Linked DNA regions of Homo sapiens: all the other regions are linked to region 2. Evidence: chromatin loops called from intact Hi-C (ENCODE). Cell type or tissue: Caco-2. All regions are shown on one strand.

Region 1 (8,000 bases), 77 kb after region 2:
TATAAGGCAATAAAACATGCTAGAGACTGGGAGACCCAGAAAAAGAAAAAAAAAGCTGGATGGCGACTATGATAAGGTTTGGATATGCTAAAAAGGGGCAAGAAAGACATTCTCCAAAGGAATACATGAAAGTTTAAAATTAATAAGGGGCTGGGCGTGATGGCTCACACCTGTAATCCTAGCACTTTGGGAGACAGAAGAGGGAGGATTGCTTAAGCTCAGGAGTTGGAGACCAGCCTGGGTGACATACTGAGACCTCGTCTCTACTAAAGATAACAAAAATTAGCCAGGCATGGTGGCACAAACCTATAGTTCCAGCTACTCAGGAGGCTGAAGTGGGAGGCTCACTCAAGCCCCGAGGCTACAGTAAACTATGATCATGCCATTACACTCCAGAAGGAGTGTAATATCTTTTCTGTTTGCTAAAATTATACTGCTTTGGATTCACCCATTTATTTCTATCATGTTTTCTAAGAAGGAGAAAAGGCTACAAGATATTGAGATGTTCACCTGTCAATGAAAAGGAGCTATAATTTGGCCCAGAAAGAAAGTCTATTGATCCAAGGAGCAGCTTAGACACAGAGCTGTTTTCAGTATTACCCAGGTCTCATGCTATCCACCACCAGCAGTCCTCACTGAACTTCCCCCCAAGCTGAATAATTCTAAACTTTAGAAAATGCTAACAATTTTTAAAGTGTCAAGAAATTATGGTAAAATGAACACTTACATTTGGTACATGATATGAACATATACAAACAAAATATTTTACTACAGAACCATAAATTGATGGAATGATCAAATAAGATTATAGAATCATGGCTATAGAAATAGAAATACAAGGTCAGGAGCAGTGGCTCATGTCTGTAATCCCAACACTTTGGGAGGCCGAGGTGGGCAAATCATGAGTTCAAGAGATCGAGACCATCCTGGCCAATAGTGAAACACCATCTCTACTAAAAATACAAAAATTAGCTGGGCGTGGTGGTGCATGCCTGTAGTCCCAGCTACTTGGGAGGCTGCGGCAGGAGAATTGCTTGAACCTGGGAGGCAGGGGTGGCAGTGAGGTGAGATCGCGCCACTGCACTCCAGCCTGGTGACAGAGTGAGACTCTGTCTCAAAAACAAACAAACAAACAAACAAACAAAAAGAAATACAAGTCTGTTGACTAAGCCTACCATGACTCATGTAGGATGATATCGTCTAGAGAAAAACATGGCCATTAAATCAAGTACTTGTGATAACAGTCAAATGATATCAAGTTCTAAAGTCAGAGAGAAATAGTTAAATCAATAACTGAAAATTTACAGATTTTATTGGATAAATGGTGAAGTATTTAGTTGTGAAAATATAAACTTTTCTCCAGAGTTAAAATGCCTGAGTACTGACCCTCCTTTGTTTGTAATTGACAATATCCCTAAGATATTTTCTTAAAGAAAATTATCAGTATCAACATTTTAACTCTGGAGAAAAATATATATATAATGATAATTTTCTTTAAGAAAACATCCTACGGTTTTTGTCAATTACAAACAAAGAAGGGTTAGCATTCAGGTTCTTTGCCTTAAGGAAACAGAACTCTGAATGTAGAGCTCTTTATGACTCCAATAAAGGGCATATATTTTTCTGTATCTCCTAGAAAGAGGTGTGGAAGTTTTTGGTGGTTGAAGAATTAGAATCCAAGTTAGATTCTGTTCTCTTAAAACAGGATCCATTTTCCGCATGTAATTTCACAATGGGTGCTATGACCAGCTAAGCCTATAAATGATCACTGCACCAAATCAGGACTCTAATATACTACTGTTTTACTTTATATGCCTAGTACATATAGCAAAGTTGCATAACAGAAGAAAAACAAACCCTGGTTTTACCATTCTCATGGCGTTAACATAATCTCCAGTGAGTAAAATGATACTTCTTAAAAATTGGCCCAATTTATCTATTGTAACTATAGCCTATAACGTACTTTCAGTAACAGGGTGATCATGATAAAGAAGAATGCTGACCAGGTGTGGTGGCCCACACCTGTAATCCCAACACTTTGGGGGACTGAGGCAGGAGGATTGCTTAAACCCAGGAGTTTGAGAACAGCCTTGGCAACGTAGCAAGACACCATCAATACAAAAAATTTTAAAAATTGGCTGAGCAGTTGGGCGTGGTGGCTCATGCCTGTAATCCCAGCACTTTTGGAGGCCAAGGCGGGTGGATCACCTGAGGTCAGGAGTTCGAGACCAGCCTGGCCAACATGGTGAAACCCCATCTCTACTAAAAATACAAAAATTAGCTGGGTGTGGTGGCGGCATCTGTAGTCCCAGCTATTCGGGAGGCTGAGGGAGGAGAATTGCTTGAACCCAGGAGGCGTAAGTTGCAGTGAGCCAAGATCATGCCACTGTACTCCAGCTTGGGCAACAGAGTGAGACTCTGTCTCAAAAAAAAAAAAAAAAAAATTAGCTGAGCATGGTGACACCTTCTTATAGTCCTTCCTACTTCAGAGCCTGAAGTAACAGGATCACTTGAGCCCAGGAGGTCAAGGCTGCAGTGAGCCACGATCACACCACTACCCTCTATTCTGGGCAACAGAATGAAACTCCGTTTCACTAAAAAAAAAAAAAAGAAGAAGAAGAAGAAGAAGAAGAAGAAGAAGAAGAAGAAGAAGAAGAACCCTCTTTGTCATTCAACACCTGTTTTTGAAAACTTGATATGTGGCTAACAGAACAGAGTGTCCCTGGAAAGAGGTCTTTTTTTCTTTTGAGACAGTCTGACTCTGTTGCCCAGGCTGGAGTACAGTGGTGCAATCATGGCTCACCGCAGCCTCAACCTCCCAGGCTCAAGCAATCCTCCCACCTCAGCCTCCCAAGTAGATGGGACCATAGGCAGTGCCACCACACCTGGCTAATTTTCTAAAACTTTTTTGTAGAGGCAGGGTCTCACTATGTTGCCCAGGCTGGTCTCAAACTTCTGGCCTCCAAAAGTGCTGGGATTACAGGTTTGAGCCATCGTGCCCAGCCTAAGAAGTCTTTTTAATAAGGAAAGACTCTAGAACAAAGAATATAAAGGAGTTTCAAGCTTATTTGATTTGGAGGGAAAGACTCTGCAGTTCAAGCTTATTTGATTTAGAGTATCTTTACATAATGTAGTGAAATTTCATTAATTTGTATTCATACAATGAACTAATTTCACCTAGTTTGGGCTATTCTGTAATATTTATGATGCAAGAAAGTCAGTAACAAAATTATAAACTAGTTCTTTCCGGTTAGAAGGTGTAAAATGAAAACAGTTGGACAATTATTCAGGCACTAGAAAACATTATGTGGAGCAACTCCTAGGATTTGGTTTGCTCCCCACGGAAAAACAAGCTTCCAAATAAATATTTCAGCAAACAAATCTATTACTTTTTTCTTTTCTTAATTATTCTTAGAAAAAATGTACATATAAACACTTTGACTGTTATCCATAAGTCAAATATTTCCAAAGTAGACACTGCCCACGTTTGGTTAATTACCTGAATTTACAGGGTTGGTTTCCATTCCATTCATTTGCGTAGTCACGTTGTTTAGTTCACATGATACGTGCCAGCCTCAGCTGAAATTCTAGTTATTGGCAGAGTTTAAGAAAGCTTGGGAAAGGAACCTGGGCAAGTGCTTTTATCCATTCTGGTCAAGGGGTCCTGATCTGGAGTCCATGCATGAGCTTTTAGGAGGTCTGCAAATCTGCAAAACCTGCATGTAACAATTGTATGTTTTCATAAAAAAATTTTTTGAGGCAGGGTCTCACTCTGTCACCCAGGCTGGGGTACAGTGGTGTGATCTCAGCTCACTGCAACCTCTACCTCTCAGGTTCAAGCGATTCTCCTGCCTTAGCCTCCCGAGTAGATGGGACTACAAGAACGTGCCATCAAGCCCAGCTAATTTTTGTATTTTTTTGGTAGCAACAAAGTTTCACTGTGTTGGCCTGTCTGGTCTCAAGCTCCTGTCCTCAAGTGATCCGCCAACCGTGGCCCCCAAAGTGCTGGGATTACAGGTGTGAGGCACTGCACCTGGCTGATTTTTATATGTTTAGATGAAAATTTCCAGAGAGTTCACGATTTTCATGATTATCAAAGGTCACTCTCCTTCTAAAAAGGTTCAATTATTGATTTAAGGAGTTCTTATTTGTCAGTCCTTATTGGAGATCCAATGCTCCAATGAACTGAGATACAATTTTGGGTTGAAAGATCTGAAATGGTGTCTTCTCTCCACTGACCACAAGCCGGGCTTTGAAATTAGAGTCGTAACCTTTCCCTTGCAAATCCCTGGAAGGTGTGCTTTCAACAGCTCGCTGCCGTTTGAAGGAAAAACTGTTCCAAATGTAATTATATACATATTGGGGATATTAAACATTTCTTCTGCGAAAGTTTCTTGTATCCTTTGTTTATTTGGTTAACAATACTTTTGCAACCCTATTATAAGCAGTATGTGCCAAGGATAAAAGGATAAACCCAAATACACGTGTCCTTTGTCTTTCTGGATGGATATATAGCAGAGAACATTTTCATTTTTCATAATTCTCTGTATCTACTGGAGAAAGAAAATGATAAAACATACCCAAGTTTATCTAATTTCAACCAGAAACTCTCAAATGAAATGCATGAAGTAAAGTGACATCTAGTGTTGGTTAAGTGGCAGTGAAATATGTGTCAGGACAAGGCATACTTTAACTTTCTTTGAACAGACTGTTAAACTTGGCTTTGTTAAGTTGCCAACTCCGGAAAGCATAGTTTTGCTTTTAAAAATATTTTAGAGTAATTCTGAAATAATCTGAATTTAAATGCTAATAACATTGTTTTTATTTTTTCAAAATAAAATGCTTAACGCCTACAGAAAAGTCTAGAGAATGAAATAACAGTTACGTATCTACCACCCAACTCTGTCAAATCTTAACGTTTTGCTTTACTTACATCAGATATTTTAAACATAAAATGTAATAGACACATTTGATGCCTTATTAACTATTTCTGATTTCATGTCCATCTTGTTCTCTTTAGAAGTAATCAATATTTGGTTTATTATCTCTGTGACTTTTTGTATTTTTATTACATATTTGTGTACACATAAAATTTATAATATTGCACATATTTTATAGCTGATATAAGGGATACCATATGGTACAAATATTTCTGCAACTTACTTTTTCTAGTTTAATATTATGCTTTGGAGATTTCGTGATATTGGTCATCTAACTTCAGTCATTTACTGTAACTGCTGTATGTTAGCATTCCATTGAATGAATTGTACAACAATTTATTTAATTTACAGCTGATGGACATTCAGAGTGTTTTCAGTCTCTTGCTCTTACAAACCATGCTACAGTGAACACTCTTATACGTGACCCATTGTGCACACATTTGCGAGTTTCTCTAGACTGCACAACGAGGAGGTATTGCACAAGTGTATACTTTCAAAACATCTCTAGCTATTGAGCATTTGCTCTCCAAGATGGTTGTACCAATTTACACCCTAGTAGAAGTGTAAGAAAACTTCTGTGGCTTCACATTCTCGCCAGCACTTGGTATTGCCAGGCTTTTTAATTTCTGACAATCTGCTTGATGTAAAATCTTATCTCATTGTGGTTTCAATTTGCATTTCTCTGACAAGTAGTAAAACTGAGTTACTTATTTATTTATTTATTCATTTATTTTGAGACAGTCTCGCTCTGTCGCCCAGGCTGGAATGCAGTGGCGCGATCTCGGCTCACTGCAAGCTCCGCCTCCCAGGCTCACGCCATTCTCCTGCCTCAGCCTCCCGAGTAGCTGGGACTACAGACGCCTGCCACCACGCCGAGCTAATTTTTTGTATTTTTAGTAGAGACGGGGTTTCACCGTGTTAGCCAGGATGGTCTCGATCTCCTGACCTTGTGATCCACCCGCCTCGGCCTCCCAAAGTGCTGGGATTACAGGTGTGAGCCACCGCACCCGGCCGAGCTTTTTAAAAATATGTTTTTACTACTGAAGTTTCTTCCGTGAATTGCCTATTCCTATTCTATGCCTACTGGATTGCTGGCATTTTCCTTTAAGTACTTGCTGATATAAGTACTTTGTAGGCTTGATATATTGCAAATATTGTTTCTCAGTTTATGGCTTGGCTGTTCACTGTGTTCATGGCATCTTTTCATTTTAAAGCAATCGACTTTGGCTGGGCGCGGTGGCTCATGCCTGTAATCCCAGCAATTTGGGAGGTCAAGGCAGGTGGATCACCCGAGGTCAGGAGTTTGAGACCAGCCTGGCCAACCTGGTGAAATCTGTCTCTACTAAAAATACAAAAATTAGCCAGGCGTGGTGGTGTGTGCCTGTAATCCCAGCTACCCAGGAGGCTGAGGCAGGAGGATCACTTGGAACCCAGGAGGCAGAGGCTGCAGTGAGCCGAGATTGTGCCACTGCACTCCAGCCTGGGCGACAGAGCAAGACTTTGTCTCAAAAAAATAAATAAATAAATAAACAAAAAATAATCAACTTTATGAATCTTTCCCTTTTTATTGCTTATTTTAAAATCTTTTTCCTTTTTTTTGAGGCGGTGTCTTGCTCTGTTGCCCAGGCTGGAGTGCAGTGGCACGATCTTGGCTCACTGTAACCTCTGCCTTTGGGGTTCAAGTGATTCTCCTACCTCAGCCTCCTAAGTAGCTGGGATTACAGGCGTCTATCACGATGCCCAGCTAATTTTTGTATTTTTAGTAGAGATGGTGTTTCACAATGTTGGCCAGGTTGGTCTCGAACTCCTGACCTCAAGTGATCTGCCTGCTTCGGCCTCCCAAAGTGCTGGGATTACAGGCTTGAGACACTGTGCCTGGCCTTAAAATCTTTATTAAGCTTTTCTCCTTTATTTTCTCTTAAAATGTTTAAAGTTTTTTTTTCCTTATTTAGGTTTCTAAATTATAAACTTTTCTGTATTGTGTGAGGTAGAAAATTCGATTCCTTTTGTATCATGGATAATGACTGTCCTAGCATTATTTATTGAAGAAACCATCCTTTCCTCATTGTTCATTTTAGCTCATCACCAAAGTCACTTATGAAATTAATTTGGGGCCAGGCACAGTGTTCACACCTGTAATTCCAATACTTTTGGAGGTCAAGGCAGGAGGATTGCTTGAGGCCAGGAGTTCGAGACTAGCCTCGAAAACAAAGTGAGACTCCCATCTCTACAAAAACTTTTCTAAAATTAGCCCAGCACAGTGATGTGTCTGCCATTGCATTATTTGGGAGGCTGAGGCAGGAGGATTGCTTGAGCCCAGGAGTTTTAGGCCGCAGTGAGCTTTGATGGCACCACTGCACTCAAGCCTGAGTGACAGATCTTTAAAAAAGAAAAAAATAATAACTTTGTAAGATTTGTCTTGCATAGCACTACCTGGCTCCTGAGGTTCCCTCAGTTAAGTCAGGTGTGTATACTGACTTCCACCTATGGGTTCATCCCTACTCACATGCTGAGCCTGTTTTGCTATCTGTTGTCTGAGAAATATTGGTCAGCATCAGGACCATTATTCCTAGTGTTTCCATACTCCATTCCTGCGTTCTGGCCATTTGTTTTTTCTTGGGGTCCAATCCTTGTTGTTTGCGCTCCTATTCTAGGTTCTGAGCTAGGATGGCCAACCATCCTGGTTTTCCCAGGACCAAACTACCTGGTTTCCCCAAATGCAAGACTTTATGTGCTAAAACTGTGACCATCCCTGGCAAACTTGGCCTGGATGGTTGGTCACTTTAGATGTATCCTGTGGTTTTTGCTTCCTCTTGTGTTGACCTCTTGACTGTCTAGTTTGGTGTTTTCTCTGTGCTCACAAATCATATTTACCTTGAACTTGTATTCGTTGAGTGCCTATGATGTCAGAGGCTGTATGAAGCATTTTCATATGTGGTATCTCATTCAACCGTTAGACAGCTCTGCATGATTTCCTTTTACAGATGAGGAGGATTTTATGTAGTTAGCCAGGATCACAAAATTAGTGACACAAAAGAATGAAACCCAAGCCTCCTGACT
Region 2 (8,000 bases):
TCTGATTCAGTAGGTCTGGGGTAAGGTTTGAGAATGTGTATTTCTCACGAGTTGCCAGATGAGGCTGATGGTGCTGGTTCAGGGACCACATTCCACTGCTGCAAATAAAAACTGTGCTAAAAATTTAGATTTGTGTGCACATACCTATGATAAGCTGACCTGCAAAAGAACAGCATTTCTTAAGAAGCTACCTTCCATTCTGCAGGCACAATCAGATTTCAGTTCTTCTACAGCCGTGTACATAAAATAAATGGCGTCTAGAGACACACAAATGTGGGACAATTAATCTATGCCTATGTTCCTAATAAGGCAAAAGGCTATACTTTCAATGTGCAATATGCTCAGTGAAGCAATCATAGGAATTAAAACATCACATTCAGGCTGGGTGTGGTGGCTCACACCTGTAATCCCAGCACTTTGGGAGGCTGAGGCGGGTGGATCACCTGAGGTCAGGAGTTCGAGACCAGCCTGACCAACATGGAGAAACCCCATCTCTACTAAAAATACAAAATTGGCCAGGCGTAGTGGCACATGTCTATAGTCCCAGCTACTCTGGAGGCTGAGGCAGGAGAATCACTTGAACCAGGGAGGCAGAGGTTATGGTGAGCCAAGATCGTGCCATTGCACTCCAGCCTGGGCAACAAGAGCGAAACTCCATCTCAAAAAACAAAACAAAACAAAAACCACATTCAAAGGAGGCAACCATTTCCAAATTTAATACAAGCTCTTTTCTAATTCAGAAAAAAGTATAGATAAAAGTCAAATACACCCAAGCTTAGGGGTGGAAAAATCGAAAACCAGAATAATTCACATTTCCAACCGTGGCTGCTATTGGTCCAATTGCTTATGGGTTCTTTTTTCTTCTTTTTTCTTTTTTCTAAAGAGAATAGGGATAGCAAGAATTGTGATGGAACTGGATCCCTGGAAGTCAACATAGTCTTGGCCACTTAGGCTGTTTTTTACCCCCTACCTGGCCTTATCCACAGTTTTGGCTTGGCTTAGCTCCATTCAAACACATGCTTAGTAATGGCACTAGGGGCTGCTACCACTGCTGCACAAATTGAAATCAGTATGAAAATGGAATAGAAAGATGTCAGCAAACTAATATTATTTTAAAAGGAAATTGCTTCCAATTTCAAAGCAGCAGGAGATTAGTAAGAAAATGAGGTTTCCGTTCCATAGGGTTTTCTAGGATGGAGATGTCTCATTCTAACATCCTTTTGGAATGGAAAAACACTTACTGTATAGTCTCCTTTACTTGGTTATCCTGAACCTCTTTACAGGCTGATAATTTTCTTGCTGGCAGTATATTGTATAGAATAGTTGTATTTTAAGACTTCTTCAAAAGTGTCTGTTAGCTTTGAGTAATTATCCATTGTTGAATTTGGCAGAACAAAGAGAAACTTCTAGAATTTTTATCTTCAGCCTTAGAAAGTGTTGTTAACTCTGAAAGTTTATATTTAGAGGACTTACTTTAAAAAAAGAAAGTAATACTTTTAAATGCCTGCTCATGATTTTTTTTAAATTTTTATTTATTTATTTATTTATTTATTTATTTATTTATTTATTTATTTTTTTGAGACAGAGTCTTGCTTTGTCACTCAGGCTAGAGTGCAGTGGCACGATCTCGGCTCACTGCAACCTCCGCCTCCCAGGTTCAAGTGATTGTTGTGCCTCAGCCTCTCGAGCAGCAGGGAATACAGGCGCCCACCACTATGCCCAGCTAATTTTTGTATTTTTAGTAGAGATGGGGTTTTGCTGTGTTGGCCAGGCTGGTCTGGAACTCCTGACCTCAGGTGATCCACCCGCCTTGGCCTCCCAAAGTGCTGGGATTACAGGTGTGAGCCACTGTGCCCGGCCACCTGAAGTTTTTATAAGGCCCTTGAGAACTCTGGCACTTTGTTGTGGTTGATCAGAGCCATGCAGGTAGTCTCATAGGTCCTTCAGTCCACAAATATTGAGGGTCCACCCTGTGCCATGTTATGGGGGCCTCTGTCATTTTGCTCAGGACTCTACTCTGAGGTGGTCCTGTATGGCTTGGATTATAAGAGACAGTCGAGGAAACAAAAGATCTGCATGCTCTCCTTTCACAAATTCACTAAAATGTCATGGCAAAATATTTTGAGCACTCTACCTCACATAAACTTTCTAGTTCACAGTCTGGTAGGTTGACATGTCTCTAAATATTTGTTATTTTCTGATTGAATCCTACCTGAACCCAGTTAACTGAGATACACTAAATCATAGCACCCTTTATTTGAAACAATACTGTAGGATTTCAAAGATCCATCAGTGTCTAGAAACTAGCAGGTATCTGTTGAATGAATGCTGCATTTTCTTCAACTCTGGGAGCCTGGATTAACTTCTACAAGTAATAGCACTGTTTCTATTTTGGTTACTTTCTGGCTACTGTCCTAGTCATTTTAGTTACCCTGATGCTGCCCCAGCGACTCAGCCCAGCCAGCACAAACTGTCCTGCTGGCTAACTGGATCATGGCTGCTGGTGGCCTATCGTATACTAGGGCTGAGAGAAAGAAGAAAGAATAGGGATGTCTATCCTTTAGGAAATGCAGTAGCATATTCTGCAGCCTTTTCCATTTTATTCATTTTGCTTTGGTTTGCTCAGAAGTATCAGAGCAAAATAGAAAATCAAATAATTGGAGCGCTCATCCTTATTTTCTCCTTGCCCAATCCCCATCCATAGTCTCTGGATGTGTCCCAACAAGGTGCTTACTGCTGAGCCACTCTGTATCTTTTCTGGAAGTCGGGGAGGTAAGGACAGATAAACAATGACACTAATTTTTCATCATCTCCCTATTCCTATGTTGCTATCATTCAACCAAACACCTACTGAGCACCTACTTCTGGCCCAGGTAATACACTTGGTCCTGAGGATACAAAGATCATACAGTTCCTCAGAGAGTTCGTGGTCTCCTGGGGGATGCAGAGAAGTAAAAATTCAGAGGAAAGCCCAGGAGATGTGTGAACCTAGAGGAAAGAGAGTTTAACTCTGCCTTAGGTGAAGAGGGGGTCAGTCCTCTTCATGGAGGAGAATTTTTATTCATTCTGCTGGCTGGACAGCAAAGATACCAGGCATAAAATCGAGGTTCTTATTTTTCCAACTTTAAAATCTACTCCACAATGGTCCCCATTTACTGTCAAAGCTGGCTTGTGTGTGATAATACCACTAATATAATCATGCCATCCTCTCACTCCTGCTCACTTTACACTTTATATCTGAAGGTCACAGTACTAAAAACTGGCATGGGTGTTTTCCAAGGAATCTGGTTATCAGGCTTGACTACAACTCTAAAACTGAAGATTAAAAGACAAGTTAACAGGCACTTTATAGGATGAGTATGGAGTCGGAGCTGTGATGGGCAGAGGAAAAAATCAGCAGCACTATGTTAAGCATATACCAACCAATGCCCAAAGCTGAAGGTAACTTATGATTTGTTTTTCTTAGGGGAGGACTTGTTTCACCTACCATGTGGAATGTTCCTGGGGCCTTGACAGGTCTGAAGCCATGAACAGGTATGCATTGATCAGCGTGGCCATTGCAGAAGCAGCTGCCCTTGACAATGAAATCATAGATTGCATAGTGTGTAAAATGTTGAGGCTCTTCGTTCAGGTCATTTCTCTGACAGGGACAAGACTGTCGTTTCAGCAGCTGCACGCGAAGGTTGGTGATCTTCAGCTGCTCCTGAACTTTGGCACTGTAAGGGTTCTCTGTATCGTATGGTGGTGACAAAGCTTTGAAAATAACCTGTAAGGAGAAAGAAAATACCATGCGTTTATAGGACTGTGCGCAAACCCTGAATTGTTTGCCTAATGTAGTCCCTGTTTGATTTATGCCTTATGTCATCTGTGAACGATAAGATAACAAGAAGTTTTTAGACCTTGAGCACACCTGGGACAGAGCCGCCCTGTTATTCTAAGGAGCAGATGTGCTGCCTGTTTGTACACAGAAGTATACATTGAGTGACCAGCAGAGACCTGACCCTTGAGATAAAGGCAGCCATACAAAGATCTTGCCAGGAAGAGCATTCTGGGCGAGGGAAGAGCAAGCTTAAAGGCTTTGAGGCAGAGTCAAGCTTGGCTTGCTCAAGGAAGAACAACGAAGTCAGTGTGACTGGAGACCAGTGAACAAAGAGAGAGTGGCTGGAGAGGCGGACAGAGAGCAGGTGTGAGATAGACATGAATGGAGCCCTGTGGAAGTCACAGTAGAGTTATGCTGACTGTAGCGGAAGCCACTGGGACACTGTAGGCAGAGAGGTGATATCTGATTTACCTTGCCTAAAAATATAACTCTCTCTTTTTGGATATAAAAGTATCACCTTAGAGATCAATTTCATACCAAAAGTATGAAAAGGAAAGAATCGACTGTGTCACATGTCCAAGGTCTACTGGTACAGACCTGTCCTCAGTGAAATATAACTGTGGGGGAGAGGGTAATAATTCAGCAGACATTTGGCCTCTGCAGCTCATGGTCTAGCCAGTAGCCAGAGTGGTTCTCTATAAACAGAGATTGGATCGTGTCACTCCCTTGCTTAAACCACCCCCACCTGAAGACCTCCCATTCTCCTCAGAACAAGATGCAAGGTCCTTATAATGGCTCTGCCTGGTTTCTGTTCTTAGTACTTATCACCATCTGACATTATATTTGTAGTGGTTTAGTGATTTACTATCTTCCCAGTCCAGACCAAAAACTTCATGTAGGCGGTCACGTATGTATCCCAGGACAGTGGCTGGCACATAGTAAGTATTCAATAAATTTTTGGTAAACAAATTAATTAATTTAACATTGTTCTTGGCATTTGTGTAATAGGTGAGAATTCCAAATAACTTCCTTATGTCGGGTCTAAATTCATTCGCATACTGAATTTCACGTTAAACACCAGTATTATGACAATAATAAGAAATAACGGATTAACCGGTATTTGTATTTCTAGCTATTTTTGAACTTTTAAAGCTTAAACAACATTGTATCTTAAACTCAAACCACATTCTGTCCCATTTATCCACATGCAAAGTGGTGGAAGGAAGCTTATCAGAAAATAAAATTTTCCAACAAACAATATGTCATATATTCAAAAGTCAGTACAGAAGTAACATCTTTTTCTTTTAACAACAGCTAGAACATGATTTTCTGTTTCGAAGCATTTTTTAAAAATTGAATCCATTATGGGCTTTATATGGAACTGATTCTCAACGTGACCTCCAAACACTGACATTTCTGTTAGACAGGAAGAACCCTTGCTCTAAATGATATCAGTAAAGTGCTACCTCCTATTTTATCAACCACAGTAATGCAAGGACATGGAAAAGGACACACCAGTGCTAACCAAGTAAGAGCTCCACTGAAAAGTCTGTGGTGTCCTTCTCCTCGTTATCTGCCCACCCTTCCTTTTCCTGAGCCTCGGTGGCAACTGTTTGGTCTCTCTCTGTCTCTGCCACGTATTTACCCTTGACATTTACCCTAGTTCCCTCTCTCACCCCATTCCATCTCCCCCTCACCCTCAGAATTGTTCCGCACAGGCAAAGCCAGAGGAAGCTCTGTCAAGGTCTGTAGGAACTTTGAAGCTCTTCTGCTTCCTGAGCCCAGACAGTGGGAGCTGAATGGCGGCTCTGTGCTTGGTGTGCATGACACCACAGTTGGCACGCGGATATCAGTAGGGAAGGGACATCATGACCCCTGAGGCTGTGTGCTGGAAAGGAGACAGCAGAGTGCCACAGACACAAAAGTGAACGGGAATTTAAACCATGAAATCTTTTTTCCAGAAAGGAGACGCCTTAATCTGATACCCTGGGAATGGATCTACCCTGCGTCAGGAAACAAAGAGTCCGCCAGTACAGATGCTTCCAACTTCTGGCAGGTCGCCCTTTGGGTCCCACCCAGTTTTTCTTCAAACTTCCCCAGAAGAAGCCTGTATGGCATGAGTGAAATGAAGTAAGAAAACACGTAGAAGCCCTCAGGATAGTATCAGCCTCTTCTGTGTTTTGTTCCCATAAGGAAGGGAATGTATCTATAGGCCCATCACTGATCCTCTGTCTACAACTGCCTCTTAATACACACTCCCAACAAGATATATTAATATTTAGAAAGTCAGGGATTGCGCTTTTTGACCAGGTTCAAGCATACTTCAGTATTTCTGGCTCGTTAGTGCTATTGGCCAGGACTTCATGATCTCATTTTTTAATTAAGAACTTTTATTATGTTTTGGTGGTTAATATTATGCTCATTACAGAAAAATCGGTCATGCAAAATATTAAAGATAATAAGTACCTACAAAGTGATCTACCTCCAAAGATAACCAGGGATGCCAACTTGATAATATCTTTCTACTTAAACTTCTGTATGTATGCATACATATAAAATACAACATAAACATCTTTATATACCTTGTGAGTATTCTTCCAAGTCACTAAGTGTATCTCTACATCAGAGGTTCTCAAAGAATGGTTCCCCAGACCAACAGCACCCCTAGGGAACTTGTCAGAGATGCAAATTCTTGGACCCTATCCAAGATCAACTGAATCAGAAACTCTGCAGGTGGGGCCCAGCAATCTGTGTTTCAACAAGCCTTCCAGGTGATTCTGACACATAACAAAATTTGAGAAACACCGTTACATAATTTTAAAACCTGCTTAGAATTACAGTGTGTGGCTATGACATAATTTATTTAGCCAGGCTGCTATTGTTAGGCAACTAGGTTGCTTCCAGCTTTTCAGTGTAACCCACTGCAGGGAACAACCTTGTAGCTAAAATGTGGATGTACAGACAGTAGTCCGCCCTTATCCTCCGGGAATGACTTCCAAGACCCCCAAGGGATGCCTGAAACTGCAGACAGTACTGAACCCATAGAGACTATGTTTCTCCTATACATACATACCTATGATAAAGTTTAATTTATAAATGAATTATATATGATATATAATTATATATTTATTATATATTAAATACAATTATATATAATTCATTTATAAATTAAACTTTATCATAGGTATGTATGTATAGGAAAAACCTATAATGTAAATTATGTATAAATTATATATATATATATATATATATATATATATATATATATATATATATCTCCTCCATGCCAACCTGGAGGATTGTTATATCCTCTTGATGAAGTGACTGTTTTATCTATGTATGTCCCTTTTTATCCTTGGCAATATTCTTTGATCTAAAATCTACTTTGATAGTAATATAGCCACTCAAGCTTTCTTTTAAAGTGTTTAATATATATATATAAAAATTATATATAATTTATAAATTAAACTTTATAATAGCACAGTAAGAGATTAACAACAAATAATAAAATAGAACAACGAAAAATAAAACAATTATAACAATACACTGTAATAAAATTTATGTAAATGTGGTCTCTCTCTCTCTCTCAAAATATTTACTGTACTCGCCTATTTTTGGACCATGGTTGATGGTTACTGAAACCACGGTAAGTGAAACTGCACATAAGGGAGGACTACTGTAATAATTTCCTGAAGATACATTTCCAAAGCTGAAATCAATGGGTAAAGGAAATGCATAATTTAAAAAATATCTGACCCTCTGAATGAATCATGGACCCCTTCCTACCTAACCTTTGGAATCTTCACATTTTCCTGGTCTTGCCTTATTTCTCTAAGCCTCGAATCCCTTGAACTTTGCCTGAGGATGGGGATTCTTGGCTCAGGCTCTGCCATTTCTTTGTGCCCCAGTGTAACAGAGAAATCCATACAAAGTCCTGAACAGGTGAAAATGACCTATATGATCTTTCTATTCTAGAATACTCATAAAAAATTCTCAATAAGAAGATGGAAAATTAGGCTAGGTGCGGTGGCTCATGCCTGTCATCCCAGCACTTTGGGAGGCTGAGGTGGGTGGATCACAATGTCAGGAGTTTGAGACCAGCCTGGTTAACATGGTGAAACCCCATCTCTACTAAAAATACAAAAATTAGCCAGGCATGGTGGCGTTAAAAAAAAAAAAA
Region 3 (8,000 bases), 110 kb before region 2:
CCACCTGCCTCCGCCTTGCAATGTGCTGGGACTACAGACATGAGCCACCATGCCCAGCCTCTGTCGTTTAAAATCAATTTCGGGCTGGACGTGGTGGCTTATGTTTGTAATCCCAGCACTTTGGGAGGCCAAGATGAGAGGATTGTTTGAGGCCAGGAGTTCAAGACCAGCCTGGTCAACATAGTGAGACCCTATCTCATATTAATTTAAAAACAACAACAGCAACAAAAATCAATTTCAAAGGGTTACACTTTATTGTAGCATTGAAAAAAGTTACTGTGTATTTGGAAGGGCATGGACATATAGCTATGAGATATAAATTTCTTATAAGGGAACAAAAGTTGTCACTGGAAGACTGGCTTCCTCTTCATATTTCTTGATTAGCAAAAGTCATATGCTTTATTGCAGTGGTCCCCAACCTTTTTGACATCAGGGTCTGGTTTCATGGAAGACAATTTTTCTATGCACTGGTGGGGAAGGGGAATGGTTTTGGGATGAAACTGTTCCACCTCAGATCATCAGGCATTAGTTAGAGTCTCATAGGAAGCGCACAACCTAGATCCCTTGCATGCATAGTTCACGATAGGGTTCGAGCTCCTATGAGAATCTAACACTACTGCTGATCTGACAGAAGGCAGAGCTCAGGCAGTGATGCTCACTCACTGTTCATTTCCTGCTGTGCAGCCGGTTCCTAACAGACCACAGACCGGTACCAGTCCATGGCCTGGGGGGCTGGGGACCCCTGCTTTACAGGTTCCAAGAAGGGGAGCCACTCACAAATACATTATTTGATTTTGTCACTGTGATGCAGAAAGCGATTATGTCAAGGGCCTGGCAATGCAATGAAAGGAAATGGAAGTTGCCAAGTATAGGAGACATTGGTATGACTGATCACATATCATGAAAAACTCAGGCACTAGAATATGTCAACATTTTCTAGCTAATATTTGAAGAAAGCTGCCTAACTTCCAGTCACGTGTAATTTTACTGAGAAATAAAAACAAATGCAGAAAGCAGAAACAATGTGGTTTTTTTTTCTGAGATGGAGTCTTGTTCTGTCACCCAGGCTGGAGTGCAGTGGCACGATCTTGGCTCACTGCAGCCTCCGCCTCCTGGGTTCAAGCCATTCTCCTGTCTCAGTCTCCCAAGTAGCTGGGACTACAGGCATGCACCACCACTCCCAGCTAATTTTTGTAATTTTAGTAGAGATGGGGTTTCACCATATTGGCCAGGTTGGTCTCGAACTCCTGACCTCAGGTGATCTGCCTGCCTCAGCCTCCCAAAGTGCTGGGATTACAGCCGTGAGCCACCGCTCCCGGCCACAACCTGGAATTCTTTAATATGCCTTGACATTATCCTGTTAGTCCGCAAAGTGGTAAAGATGAGCAAGTTTTATGGTACATGGAGGTTCGCCACTGGATGCCGTACACCATGCTGTCCGTAAGAAGTGATTTGGAAGTTCATGAGGAAGAGAAGCCTCAAACTTTGATTGTAACAGAACACAACAAAGTGGAATATAATTGCATGAATAAATGTATGCTGTGGTTGATTGGTAAAACATTTTTGTGTGCATTTAATATACTGGTCGTTTTTGGAAAAAATAACAACCCTGCACCATATTGATGGTCTGTCTAAAAATCGATCACATTTTAGGATCAAAGAATTCAAAATGTCTCTTTTCTAGGTATGGGGCTTTCTCTTCTGTTACCACCTGCTTTTTCTTAAGGAATTCTGCTGTATTTCCAGTTCAAGGAAGGGATATAGGCTTTATGTTTTTTTTTTTTTTTTGAGATGGGGTCTTGCTGTGTTGCCCAGGCTGGAGTGCAGTGGTCTGATCATGGCTCACTGCAGCCTTGACCTCCTGAGCTCAAGCGATCCTCCAACCTCAGCCTCCTAAGAGGCTAACTAAGGAGCACACCACCATTCCTGGGTGATTTTTATTTTTTAAATTTTTTTTGTAGAGACAGGTTGTCACTACATTGCCCACATGGGTCTCGAACTCCTGGACTCAAGTGATTCTCCTGCCCTGGCCTTCCAAAGTCCTGGGATTACAGGTGTGAGCCACCACACCTGGCCTTAGGCATCATCTTTATCTTATAACAGAGGAGAGACTATAAAAAAAACTGGGTTAGACTTGAGCAAGCTCAGCTGGGACTGTCAAGGCCTGACCTGAGGTGTTATTTAGGAAAAGAATAATCCCGACTTTTGGAAGCATATTAAAGTGATTGTCCTGAGTCTCTGAGAGCAAGATCATACCTTTGTGGATTTCGGAGGTGGTCTCCATCATGGCAGTGGTAATTCCCAGGTCAGTCGTCTTGGAAGAAACAATTCCTGGGACTGGAAATAAGGACTTGGGCAAGCCTTAGCCTAAGGACAAAAGGAGAACTCTTTCTCTGGGTCTTTTGGCATTTTGCCTGGGAGGGCTTTACTTAGCAGACATACCAGTATACTTCCAGTGGTGGGGGTGGGACAATGTTTGACGGAATAATGCAGGTTGAAATCTATGCATGGAAGGTTTCCCCGTGTTGGGACCTGGTTCTCTAGGCGCTAAGAAGAGCCACATCTTATAACAGTTAAAAATTATTCTTCATGCCAGTGGTTCAAATATTAATGCGCATGAGCCAGGAACTGTGGCTCATGCCTGTAATCCCAGCACTTTGGGAGGCCAAGGTGGGCAGATCACGAGGTCAGGAGATCGAGACCATCCTGGCTAACACGGTGAAACCCCGTTTCTACTAAAAATACAAAAAATTAGCTGGGCGTGGTGGCGCATGCCTGTAATCCCAGCTACTCAGGAGGCTGAGGCGAGAGAATGGCGTAAACCCGGGAGACAGAGCTTGCAGTGAGCCGAGATGGTGCCACTGCCCTCCAGCCTGGACGACAGAGCGAGACTCTGTCTCAAAAAAAAAAAAAAAAATTCAAAAAGAAAAACCAAAAACAAATATTAATGTGCATAAATACCACCTGGGAAGTTTGCCATCTATGCAGATATCTGACCCACTTCCAGAAATTCTAATTAAAATTTGAAGTATTTAATGGGCATGGTGGCTCACACCTGTAATCCCAGCACTTTGGGAGGCTGAGGTGGGAGGATTGCTTTGAGACCAGGAGTTTCAGACCAGCCTGGGCAACATGGTGAAGCCCTGTCTCTATAATACACGAATTAGCCAGGCGTGTTGGTGTGCACCTGTAAGTCTCAGTTACTCGGGAGGCTAGGGTAGAAGGATAGATTGAGTCTGGGAGGTTGAGGTTGCAGTGAGCCAAAATTGCGCCAGTGCGCTCCAGCCTAGGCAACAGAGTGAGACTCTGTCTCAATAACAATAATAATAATAATAATAAATAAAATTCTGAATGTGGTCCTTAATCTTATTTATAACAAACACCCTAGATAATTCTAATTCATTTAGTTCACATTTTAGAAGATAGGTGATCTTATATTGTCTCCAGTTGGTTGCTTTTGAACCTTTGTGGAAGCCTTAGGTGGTGTTCTGCTGTGATGAGTCAGTCACTAGAGGAGCCTGTTGTGGGGTTACAAAGGTGTGGCAAAAGGGAGGACGATGCCTCCTCCTATGGTCAGAGCAGTGGGAGCGGTGGTGAGCAAGCTATGTTCTGTAGAGTGGCTGTCTCACTAGGGACATTGTGAGAGGCAGTGGCCTGAGTCAGGTTCCCGGATAGGTGGTAAAGTTGAAGTCTGCAAAGGTTTTTCAGAGGAAGAAATAAGAAGAATTAATTTTGGAGTCAAGGATCCAGACAGTGTAGCATAAAAGGGCTCAAGAGCACAAAGTGGTCTCCAAAAGATGGAAAAACTACCAATTAGCCAGGCGTGGTGGTGTGCACCTGTAGTCCCAGCTGCTTGGGAGGCTGAGGTGAGAGGATCACTTGAGCCTGGGAGGTTGAGGCTGCAGTGAGCTGTCATCACGCCACTGGACTCCAGCCTGGGTGACAGAGCAAGACCCTGTCTCAAAAAACAAAGCAAGACTGCTCTTCCTCCCCACTCTATCCCCAGATGTTAAGTAGTCAGCAAAGACTAATTTCAGTTTCCCTTAAGGGTGACAATCAGGAATAGAAGATACTGCTGCTTTTGGGAACCGCTCTTATTAACTAGGGCTGCCTTGGCAGCTCCCAGGGGTGCTGTGTCTTGACAACCTTCTCCTGTTTTTGTGTTTGGTAACTACCCCACCCCAACCCCTACCCTCTACCGCCCACGCCTCCTCAAACCTCCTCAAGCAGCCCAATGACCAGACACCGCAGCGTCGCCTCTAGAGGGCGCTTGAGTCTCTACCAAATCCCTGAGTGGCCTCACCAGTTTGGGATTCCATTTACATTCCAAGAAATTCCTTTTTAAAGGTTACACAAGAGAGGCAGGCCTGTGGAGCCCTAATTGGTGTTCTTCAGTTGCCAAGCCCAGGCCTAGGTTCTTTCTCTCTCCTTGAGGTCAGGAAATCTTTTTTTTTTTTTTTTTGAGTCAGAGTCTCGCTCTTTCGCCCAGGCTGGAGTGCAATGGCCCGATCTCCGCTCACTGCAACCTCCGCCTCCCGGGTTCAAGCGATCTCCTGCCTCAGCCTCCCGAGTACCTGGGATTACAGGCGTCTGCCACCACACCTGGCTAATTTTTGTAGCTTTAGTAGAGACGGGGTTTCACCACGTTGGTCAGGTTGGTCTCGAACTCCTGAGCTCAAGTGATCCACCCACCTCGGCCTTCCAAAGTGCTGGGATTACAGACCTGAGCCACCGCACCCGACCTAGGAAATATTCTTGAATTTTCCAAAGGTACTCCCTTTCCAGTGCTCCCACCTCCTCCCTGCACCTGCAGGGTGTTGGCGGTGGAGACTCCCACCTTCTTCCATCAGGACCCATTCTCAGGAGTCTAGTGGTCTTGGTAACAGCCCTAATCTCCTTTTTCTGTGTTTTCCCTAGAAGGGTGCAGGACCCTAGAGGTTGCCTGGGCTCAGGGACTGCTGTAAGGGTGGATCTCAGAGCATCCTATGGTAGGTCTGCAAACTAAACCCTGAAAATCAGCCCCCAGAAGTCCCAGTAATGTCCATTTCTAGGCAAGAATAATTAAAAAGTTCTTTTATGTCAACCCAAAGAAAGGCAGTTTTGACCTTTTTGTCCTCGACACATTGTTTGCTCGAAGTAAGAAATGTTCACGTGGAATAGCTGCCATTAATATGGGTGACCTCAAGGTTAGTATCGCTCAGGGAATGCCTTTCATTGTTCTGTATTGTTTGTTTCCCTTTTGTGAAATTCTGTGGCCAAGGGAACTGCATAGTTCCAGGATGCGGTCCAGTAGCACATTACTAATTGCATACTTTAAAATACAGATTTATGCTGCTTCGTTGGGCCATACCAGGAGAGAAACCAGTGCAGGGGGCTATAAAGCGTCAAGGTTATAAACTTCATGGGGCTTTCAGGCAAATAAGGAATTTTTATTAATTCTTTAAATGCAAATGTCCAGTAATGTCTCCACTTGCCCCACCCCCTGCAGCGCTCCAGGTAGGAAAGAATTGCAACCTGCTAGCTGGTGGCCGAATGGAAAAAAGAGTGATTATTCATGGGGTCTCTGATGTCAAATAGTACATACAGCTGAATATAAAAGACCCTCCTTCTCCCCCACAACCTACTCCTTTGCTAAGAGCACAGGTATGAAACACAGATGCAAAATGGAGGAATCCCTCTCATTTGTCCCCCTGGCAGGACATATTTTAGAATAAAACCGGCAAGTACCTTGGCAGGCACCCAGCGTATCAGGTAAATTGTTAACTATCCGACTATTCTTTTACAAGAGCAAAATTGAGTGTGATATTAAAGCAAAGCCTCTTTATTTTAAATTATTAGTTCATAGTCTTGCTTTGGAGATCCCCAAAATGTCCATGCTAAGAACTTTGAAAAGCAGGCTTTTCTTTTTTCTTTTTGAACAATAGACATAAAATTCCAGACCTAGAGTGACAAATCAACACGTATCAGTTACTTTCATTGTCAAGGGCATTTTGGGTGTTCACACTTTATCACATTACTGGTAACCAAGTATTATTCCTGACCTGTGTGTTTGTTTATAATGTATACAGCAGAAGTTTGCTGGCTAAAGAAGGAAGCAACTGCTAATTCTGAGGAGTCAGAGACAGGGTGCTCCCATCCACCTGTGAGCATTGTCTGTAGACACAATAAATAGCACATCTTGCATGTATCTGTGCTCGATGAGGTCAGGCGCCGTATTGGTTTTACCTGTGTGTCTTCAGTGCCTACCTCAGTGCCTGCTACATATTAGGCATTCCATAAGTCAATAAATTCATAAAAGGAATAATAAACACGAGTTTCCTATCTGCAAATGCTATTGTAATAAAATACAAATTTATTTTATTTTATTATTATTATTTTTTGAGACGGAGTTGCGCTCTTGTCGCCCAGGATGGAGTGCAATGGCATGATCTCAGCTCACTGCAACCTCCGCCTCCCGGGTTCAAGCGATTCTCCTGTCTCAACCTCCCATCTCAGCCTCCCGGGTAGCTGGGATTAGAGGCGCATGTCACCACGCCCGGCTAATTTTTGTATTTTTAGTAGAGACAGAGTTTCATCATATCGGTCAGGCTGCTCTCAAACTCCTGACCTCAGGTGATCCGCCCGCCTTGGCCTCCTAAAGTGCTGGGATTACAGGTGTGAGCCACCGTGCCTGGCCTTGTTATTATTTATTTATTTATTTATTTGAGACAGGGTCTCCCTCTGTCTCCCAGGCTGGAGTGCAGTGGTGCCATCTCAGCTCACTGCAACCTCAGCCTCCCAGGTTCAAGTGATTCTTCCGCCTCAGCCTCCTGAGTAGCTGGGATTACAGGCGTGCCACCACAGCCCCGCTAATTTTTTTTTTTTTTTTGAGACGAAGTCTCGCTCTTGTCCCCCAGGCTGGAGTGCAATGGTACTATCTCCATACACAGATAATTTTTGTATTTTTAGTAGAGATGGGGTTTCACCATGTTGGCCAGGCTGGTCTCGAACTCCTGACCTCAGGTGATCCGCCTGCCTTGGCCTCCCAAAGTGCTGGGATTACAGGCATAAGCCACTGCGCCCAGCTGTCATCATATTTTTTATTGTGGTAAAATATAACATAAAACTTACTATTTTAATCATTTTTAAGTGTACAGTTATTGTGGCATACTGGTTCTAAATAGATTCTTAGAGTGCAAATACTACCCTGGGGGTGGGGGGTTCTCAAAATTCTTTATGCTAAGGATCTTCAGACCTACTGTGGTTGGAAATCATTGGTAGTCTATTTCCTAATAAGAAGTCATCTAATCTTGCAGGAGTTTGAGACCAGCCTGGACCACATGGTGAAACCTTGTCTCTACAGAAATTACAAAAATTAGCTGGCATGGTAGTGCATGCTTGTGGCCCCAGCTACTTGGGAGGCTGAGGTGGGATGATCATCTGAGCCCAGGGAGGTCGAGGCTGCAACAAACCGTGATCATGCCGCTGCACTCCAGCCTGGGTGGCTGAGTTTGTTTGTCTCAAACAAACAAAAACAAAAAGAAGTCATCCAAGCGTGACTATTTCCATTGTTGTGTGTCTTCAGGGAGTGATATGTTTAATGCCGATAAAAGTGTTACAATGTTCTTCCTTGTACTGACTTGAAACCTGTCTCCCTGTATTTTCCCATTGGTCTTATTGATTTTAGTTTGAGGAAATGGGATTAGTACATTATGTCTTTTTCCAAAGAACAGCCTTTATCAGTGGCTGGCTTTTCATTTTTTTTCCTTTAAAAGCAACTTACTATAAACTAGAATCTTGGTCAAATCTAACCAAAATTCCTCCTATTGTAATTTAAAATGGAAAAAATTAAAAATTTTGCTCTTTCTATCAATTCTGGACCTTAAAAGACATGGCTAACTATTAAAAAAATATATAGGGTAATTCAGGGCGCTGAACCCAAACTGGCAACCCTCGCACAGCATGTGCTACCTCTAGCGTGTGCTTTATTGTCAGAAACTTAATTCCCAGAGGTAGGACAA

Evidence for each region. Hi-C counts contacts between places; a loop is a spot of excess contacts. Peaks named below come from ENCODE experiments on the same cell type or tissue, not always from the same donor. Only the 100,000 strongest peaks of a DNase experiment are listed, where the experiment ranks them.
Region 1: a loop joins it to region 2, with 4 times the contacts of the local background. A loop is called at or near these places in 4 of 110 quality-filtered maps.
Region 3: a loop joins it to region 2, with 2.8 times the contacts of the local background. A loop is called at or near these places in 7 of 110 quality-filtered maps.

What each region holds. Positions count from the first base shown.
Region 1 is chr12:95,811,174-95,819,173 of GRCh38, forward strand. All of the region lies in intron 2 of SNRPF-DT (SNRPF divergent transcript), which reads right to left. The region is part of intron 1 of LINC02410 (long intergenic non-protein coding RNA 2410); the gene reads left to right. Among named protein-coding and RNA genes, the nearest start is that of LINC02410, 12 kb to the left of the region's middle. In Caco-2, a CTCF peak has its summit at 4,646; no DNase peak of the experiment used is centred here.
Region 2 is chr12:95,734,379-95,742,378 of GRCh38, forward strand. It overlaps NTN4 (netrin 4), which reads right to left. Exons shown (of 10, transcript NM_021229.4): 3 at 3,488-3,766. It overlaps LOC105369919 (a long non-coding RNA gene), which reads right to left and starts at 448. Exons shown (of 3, transcript XR_001749273.2): 1 at 1-448. RefSeq lists an enhancer at 6,426-6,570 and a cis regulatory region at 6,498. In Caco-2, no CTCF peak of the experiment used is centred here; a DNase peak (open chromatin) is centred at 3,933; H3K4me3 peaks cover 842 bases.
Region 3 is chr12:95,619,510-95,627,509 of GRCh38, forward strand. No RefSeq gene overlaps it. Among named protein-coding and RNA genes, the nearest start is that of USP44, 72 kb to the left of the region's middle. RefSeq lists an enhancer at 3,238-4,192 and a silencer at 4,200-4,269. In Caco-2, a CTCF peak has its summit at 4,257 (motif pointing right); a DNase peak (open chromatin) is centred at 4,302.